Regions from separate parts of the Homo sapiens genome. Here region 2 is linked to region 1. The links are chromatin contacts, found by POLR2A ChIA-PET in ENCODE. All regions are on one chromosome and are shown on one strand. Each heading gives the region's core, a stretch centred on a gene start or an enhancer-like site at or near the end of the contact. The rest is flanking DNA. Distances are from core to core; before and after follow the strand shown.

Region 1 (3,872 bases), core at 863-3,362:
TAATTTTTAGGTTTACAATTGATGTTTTCTTATCCAAGGACATCTGGTATACAAAAGTTCCCCTAGCTTAAAATGTTTAGTATTCTCTGAATAGCTTTCCTCTGTTCCCTAAGAAAGAGGCTTCCTCAGCAGCTGTGCTGCAAAAGACCCCAAATGTATTGCACATCCGAAGAGTGGCTAAGTGGGAGGTGAAGGGTGGGTACAGGGGTCTGTTGTAGGCACTGTCCTCCTCTGGGCTCCTTTGACATTGGCCTGGTGGCTGGGATACTTCAGAATAAAGGCCTAGTGGGTCACAGGTTTAGGAGGAGTTGGGGCTGGTCCCTAGGCCACTATAGGTGGTGGGCAAACATTGTAGAAGGCCTAATGTTTAGAAAGCCAGTGTGGAATTCTCCTTTGTGCAACTGCGTCACTGAATCAATTGGGATTTTTTATTGGTGAATGGACACTTGGAAGTTTTAATATGCAAAACATAATTTACTTTTATTACTTAAATTGCTTAATGTAATTTTAATATGCAAGACTTAATTTACGAAGAGCCAGGATTCCGGGTGTTTAAATCCTTGTCTCCAGGGAACACAGCTGTCCCTTTGAGGAAAACCTAATTTCTCTTCCCTGCCTGTGTGACTTTGGGACAAATCTGGGACAACAGTGAATTCTCTATTACTGTTATTACCACCCAAGTAAACTAAAAATCCGGGATGAGAAAAATCTTACAGAAAATTCTAGCTGAGGCTTCTAGCTTATAGTACAATGAATAGACCTTAATCATAGAATGCCTTTAAGAAAAACATTTAGGCCCGACTTGGTGGTTCACACCTGTCCTGTAATCCCACCACTTTGGGAGGCCGAGGCGGACAGATCTCTTGACCTCAGGAGTTTGAGACCAGCCTGGGCAACAAGGTGAGATCCTGTCTCTACAAAAAATACAAAAATTAGCCTGGTGTGGTGGTGCCCGCCTGTAGTCCCAGCTACTCGGGAGGCTGAAGCGGATGGATCGCTTGAGCCCGGGAGGTGGAGGCTGCATTGAGCTGAGATTGCGCCACTGCACTCCAGCCTGGGTGACACAGCGAGACCCTGTCTCCAAGTAAACAAAATAAAATAAAATAAAGAAAAATATTCAAAAAGCCCTCGAGGTTTTTTTGTTTGTTTGTTTGATTTTTTTGATACGGAGTCTTACTCTGTTGTCCAAGGTGGGGTGCAGTGGCACAATCTCGGCTCACGGCAACCTCTGCCTCCTGGGCTCAAGCGATCCTACCGCCTTAGCCTCCCCAGGCATGCGCCACCACACCCGGCTGAATTTTTCTTTTTTCTTTTCTTTTTTTTTTTTTTTTGAGACGGACTTTCACTCTTGTTGCCCAGGCTGGAGTGCAATTGTGCAATCTCGGCTCACCACAACCTCTGCCTCCCGGGTTCAAGCAATTCTCCTGCCTCAGCCTCCCGAGTAGCTGGGATTACAGGCATGCTCCACCATGCCCGGCTAATTTTGTATTTTTAGTACAGACAGGGTTTCTCCATGTTGATCAGGCTGGTCTCGAACTCCCGACCTCAGGTGATCCGCCCACCTCGGCCTCCCAATTCTTTTTCTTTCTTTCTTTCTTTCTTTTTTTTTTTTTTTTTTTTTTTTTTTATTTTGTATTTTTTATGGAGATGGGGTTTCGCCATGTTGCCCAGGCTGGTCTCGAACTTCTGGGCTTAAGCGGTCCGCCCGCCTCGGCCTCCCAAAGTCTGGGATAACAGGCTTGGGCCACCGCGCCCGGCCGAAGCCTGAACTGTTTATCAGTTCAATTATTTTTGCGGAATTGAACCGAACCGAATGGAATGGGAGCTTGCAGAGAGCTTCTACTCAAAGCAGTTCCTAAGGTTGATGGGGTGGAAGGAAATAAACAGAACAGCTATTGGCGTGGCCGAGTCGCTACGGACGGGGAACCCGAGCCGCTCGCGCAGGCGCAGAGCCAGGCCCGCGAGGGGATGGGAAGGTGGGGGGGAGGGGCGTTCCCTGGGCCCTGCCCCTCCCTGCCCTGCTTTAGTTCCAGGTACCGCCACTGGGGGCGGCCGCGGCCTCCCCAGCGGCAACGGCCACGAAGCTGCGCGGCCCTGGTTTCCAGCCGGGCCCTTTTCGCGGCCGGGCCCCAGCATGGCTGCCCCCACGGCTGAGGGCCTGGCAGCTGCTGCGCCCTCGCTTTCTTGACATTCCCTGGCTTCTGTGCTCTCTTCCCCAGGCCACCCCAGCAGACATGTTTGCCAAGGCCTTTCGGGTCAAGTCCAACACGGCCATCAAGGGGTCGGACAGGTGAGGGAGGAAAGGGGCCTGCTCTGCCACGGAACAACCAGACACCTCTTGGGCCCCGCTGGCCCATAGCCCTCGCTATTCTTGGCCGACATCCTCGGGTGGAGGCCGAGGGGTATGCCAGGGAAGGGACCCCAGGAGGCAAGGGTGGGTTAGACACATTTTGAGGTGAGGATGGAGGGGGACCTGGCTCTCTTTTGGATAGTCTAGTGAGTTTAAAAGAAAACGTAGTTAAGTCAGAGTTTACTGACTGCAGACTATTTAAGGTGTTGTGGAGAATGCAGAAGTGAAGGAATACAGAATTCTTGCCCTCCAAAGAGCTTAATGCCCCTTGGGAGAGATCGGATGGGATACCAAGAATTAAAAGTATAAGAGAAAAAAATGACTAGTGATTAATTCTGGCAGGAGAGACAGCTGGAAACTGAGGTGGGAGGGAATAAGGCACATGTGGTAAGAAGAACTGTATCTGTTCAGACAGGGTCACAAATGGAGATTGTGTTTGGAATTTTGTAACCAGTGCTTTATAGTTGTCTATAGGTCTCATGGCATAGTTATTTAATCATAAACTGGCATATTTGCGAAGCATGTATGAGAAAGGAGTGGGCCCAAGGGCTAGGCATGAAGTCAGGAAGGCAGGGCTGTTTCCTGTGTCAGGCTAACTTGGATTGTTCACTGGGCCTGTTTTCCCACCCATAAAATGGGAAGGCATACCCCAGGAATGAGTGAAAATAGATGACAATGGATGAAAAAGAGTTTAGGATGTTTCAGAAGAGTGTGTGTGAGACTAGGACATCATAAACCAGGCAATCTTTCTTTGGCCCTTGTGATTTTATAGTGAGCACTTTTGAGTTCGTTCTTGATATTTATTAAAAGTCTGTCCAGGCAGCATTCACAGTGCTGGTGTGCTTTCCACAGGAGAAAGCTTCGAGCTGATGTGACAACTGCTTTCCCCACCCTTGGAACTGATCAAGTCTCTGAGTTAGTACCTGGAAAGGAGGAGCTCAACATTGTGAAGTTGTATGCTCACAAAGGGGATGCAGTGACTGTGTACGTGAGTGGTGGTAACCCCATCCTCTTTGAACTGGAGAAAAATCTGTATCCAACAGGTATGACAACAGGACGAAGATGGCCATTACCATTAGGTAGTTCTTGCCTAACATCTGCTTCTCTCTGTTTCTTCCATTGTCTCCCATAAAATAAGCAAGCACGAAATCTCCCAATACCATCCCCAAGGATCTTTATGGACCTGGTGTTCCTAGAATTGGGTCTTTCAATTCTAGGATGCAAAAGGTTTTCTCTTATGCAAAACCACTATAGGAGGGATTAAAAAAAGGGCTGACATAGTAAGTAAGGGTGGTTGCAAAGGGAAGTTCTGAGATGAAGGAACAGTGGCTGAGAAGTTTACAGTGGGTTGACTAGGAATAGAGCAGAGGTCTTGAAAAGGATGGAATTTCAGGGCATGTCTTCATGAGACAGAGTCTTGCTCTGTTGCCCAGGCTGGAGTGCAGTGGCGCAATCTCAGCTCACTGCAAGCTCCGCCTCCTGGGTTCACACCATTCTCTTGCCTCAGCCTCCCGAGTAGCAG
Region 2 (3,872 bases), core at 954-3,453, about 14 Mb before region 1:
TCAATGCTGGGATATGTAAGGCCTGCACATTTTTGCAATGTGCTTTCTTATGACTGTGGAATAAGTGATATTCACTGTCTGATGCAATCCTCCCACATGCCGCAGAAACCATGGTAGCAGAACTCCAGAGGCATCCCCCCCTGTTGCATTACAACTTCCTGGGGGAAGAGTTCAGTTCATGAATGTGTTGTAATTTCTGTGAAGGGTATCTAAAGTCCTTAAAAACATCCATGAATGATCCTTTTCAACAGTACTTGGAAGGAAGTCAGGGACTTCACCATTAAAACTGAGCCAACACAGTAATGAAATTCAATGACCACCACAGGAGACATATGAATGCCTCAGGGAAGAACAAAGGCCAGCAAAATCAGCCAACAGCAGTTACTTCCACAAAATGCATTTACCTGAATAGGAACTTGAATGGTTTTCAAGGAATGACAGTCTCCTTCCAGAAAGTGTCATGTGTTTGTTATTCGTCCAGTAACACTAAGAATCTAAATTTAAATTTTGGTTTAGTTTGGGATTGGTGCTGGATTTTAGGGAATAATCTTATCAGGGCTGGATTATTCTAGTTAGTGATGATCTGAGGAAACACTGCATTTCTTCAGATGGAAGAAGGGAGCACTGGCAGCTTGCTTTTTCTGAAAGCTTTGATTACAGAAGTATAGGTCCCTGATGCTTAAAGGGACCTTACAGCACATCTGATTCAACTGCCTTTTATAGGTGAAGAACTGATTCCTGTTAACCTGATAACATAGAAATTGCCTATCCTATTTTGTGAAAATCATCCTACTCTAGAAGTAGGAAATAATGGAGTAGGAACCTGGGCACTAAATTATAGTTGTTATATTATTAGGACTAAGTGTGTATGTCCACGGGCCTGACAGAAATGAATGCTCTGGACCCCATCCACTTGCCTTTCATTTGTTCCTGTGCCCTTTTTTCATACAAAGTGGATGGCCTCTTTAGGTTTCCTTTAGGAAATGTGTAAGTGCCTACAGGCCTTTGTGCTCACATTAAAATAATTTTTTTTGTTTTTATTTTTTGGAAAAATAACTTAAAGTCTGCTCAGAGACAGCTCAATTTCTTTATTTTAAAAATGGGATAAGACACACTATTTTTAGATGGCATTTGTGACTATCCAAATGAACAATGTAAAGTACTTTCAAAAATAGTGCTTTGTCAAAGAAACAAGTTATTCTATTTACTTTATGTATGCATTCCATTTATTTCTTCAGCAAATATTTATGAAGCACTTACTAGCATGATCACAATTTCAGTTAAATAGTTAAGTACAGTAGTCCCCCCTTTATCCATGGGTTCATTTTCCACATAATTATTCAATTTAATTATTAGTTATTGTTAATCTTTCACTGTGCCTAATTTATAAATTTAACTTTATCATATATATGTATAGGTAAAAACATAATACACATACATAGGTTTCAGTACTATCCATGGTTTGAGTCATCCACTGGGGATCTTAAAACATATCCCCTTGGATTAAAGGGAAATACTGTAATTAATTGCTTACTGCCTGTATCAGTCACTAGAATTCCAGCTTTCTGGGAAAAGGTACTTCTTCTCTTTTGTTCTCTAATGCTCAGCACCCTGCGTGGCTGGCATTTAAAAGACTAACAAATATTTGTTGAATGGATGGATGAATGCATGAATGAAAAACCAAATGAATAATGAAAACAAAAGTGTATAATACACTATAACACGTACTATATTGGGCTTGCGTAGTACTATGGGAATCTATAGTAGGAGCATTTAAAGCCAGCCTTGACGGGGCTAATCTCCGGAAGAGCAATTAATCTTTTCAAAATCCGACTCTTGCAGGATACGGTCCCCCACTGGCCTGCCACTAGTTTAAAACGAATTAGTTTCTGTGAAACATCAGGATCGTGCCAATAGTAGGGGACCAATAAGACTGAATAAGTCAAAGGGCTGCGCGGACAAGTCCAATTAGAACACCTCTGGCTAAAAGCCAGAATGAATGAAAGGGTTCATGCCTCGGCGTAGACACACAACTGGGACTGAAAAATCTGCCCCAAGCCTCCACGTCGACTTTGGCTCCACCTGCAGCGGCGGCGCCGTAGTCACGTGACCCGGGCCCCCGCGCCCTAGGCGCCTGGGCCAGCCTGCGCCTGCGCAGTACTCGGAGACAGCGGACCCGTGTCAGTGACAGCTTCCGGTTTGGTTTCTCCGCCTTCTGCTTGGCTAGAGCTATTGGGGCTCGGTGGCGGCCGCAGTGGGGTGGAGGGGGCAGGGCGTGGTGAGGTAAGGTGAGTGCCGTAGTGGGGTTCCCTGGAGCCATGGCCTGCTCCATTGTCCAGTTCTGCTACTTCCAGGACCTCCAGGCCGCCCGGGACTTCCTCTTTCCTCACCTGCGGGAGGAGATCCTCAGCGGCGCCTTGCGGAGGGACCCCAGTAAGTGCCTCTCTGGCCTCGCCCTTCCTTCCCTCGTCACCCGCGGCCTCTGCTCACGGGTTCGAGTCTCCTACTCGCTCTGCGCCTCCTGCCTCTGCCCTCTGGACCCCCAGTTCTCCCCGTGCCTCCCCTCCGCTCCGGGATGACACCCTGCCCACCTCGTCCTGAAGCCCCATTTGTGTTGTCTTCCTCTCGACCCAGCTTTTCTCCTTAGGCCCTCTGACCCCTGGCTAAAAACTGCGTCTTGTTTCCTCTCGCCTCTGCCTATCACCGCTTTCTCCCTCCCTCCCCCCACCCCCACACATTCCTAGCTTTCTCTCTGAGTATCTTCTCCGTCTCCCATCTTCAGCCTGGGGTCGTTCCCTGTTTCATGTTGCCTGCTCCGTGATCGCATCCTCCCCGTTCCTTGCCACATGTCAGCGCTCCACTCTGGTATTGCCCCAGCTCCCACTCTCTTCCATCCCGGAGACTGTGGCCTTCTGCTACCTCCCATTCCGAAAGTGTTGATCATCCCCCCACACTCTCCCTTCTTTCATCTGCATTTCCCCCATTCAGATTTTGAGAACAAATGGCTGACAAATGAGTGACTCTTGAGGTAAGACTCTCTCAAAGAAGGAAAATAACCTGTCAGGAAGTGAACGAGAATCTACATTAGGAACTAAAATTACAGTGACATAGCCAAGAAAGGTTAATTTGCTTTATTGAAGCCTTCCACCTATTTTTATCATCAAAGTGTTTAATAAGCCTTTCCCCAAGTAGTATAAAGTTCCAAGGCTGGTTTATTAGATACTATATAGGCTTTCAGAATTTCGTACATTTCATTTTGAAAGGGTGTGCCTTGTGTTTTATTTTATTTTATTTTATTTTATTTTATTTTTGCATTTCCAACCTGAAGCACATTTGGCTTTGTAGTACAGCGCTCTCACTTTGTGCTATACCGGAATGGTGATATAAAGCCCACTAAGCTCCTCTCCCTTTTTTAGAAAATTTAGAAGATATCAAATCGAACCCATCTGTGAATGATTGCATACTTTGTGCCAGTCATTGGTGCTACAAACCAAATAAGGTTGGTGGACCCTGCTGTAGGAACTTCTGGTTTACAGACAAATCATTAACTTCCATTCAGTGTGACTGAGATATACATGAGGCATTTTCTTGAAGTGGTGATACTTAAGCCTACCTTTGAAGTACTAGTTAGAGGAGTAAAGGAGCAGTAATAGCATGTGCAGAGGAAGGGAGGCCTGAAATGGCATGGTATTTAGAGAACTAAGAAAAGCTGAATGGCTGGAGAGGAGGATGGGAGAGGAAGAGTTGGGGCAATGAGGCAGTAGTAGTAATAAGGAGCTAGACCATGAGAGGCCTTGTGAAAATTGTGGCGTTTCTCTGAAAGTTTAAGTAGAGAAATGACATTGTCAGATTTGTACTTAATGTAATCAACA

What was found. ChIA-PET counts read pairs that join two places held with the same protein, here RNA polymerase II (POLR2A).
Region 2: POLR2A ChIA-PET joins it to region 1 with 20 read pairs in A673. The contact joins the promoter of RAB3GAP2 here to the promoter of EIF2D in region 1. POLR2A ChIA-PET finds 5 or more read pairs at or near these places in 2 of 52 experiments (A673 and BJ).

Annotation. Positions count from the first base shown.
Region 1 is chr1:206,610,705-206,614,576 of GRCh38, reverse strand. EIF2D (eukaryotic translation initiation factor 2D) reads left to right here and starts at 2,112. Exons shown (of 15, transcript NM_006893.3): 1 at 2,112-2,290; 2 at 3,203-3,393. The coding sequence starts at 2,235. RefSeq lists a silencer at 1,850-2,059 and an enhancer at 2,350-2,419.
Region 2 is chr1:220,270,784-220,274,655 of GRCh38, reverse strand. RAB3GAP2 (RAB3 GTPase activating non-catalytic protein subunit 2) reads left to right here and starts at 2,203. Exons shown (of 35, transcript NM_012414.4): 1 at 2,203-2,433. The coding sequence starts at 2,319. RefSeq lists an enhancer at 3,608-3,872.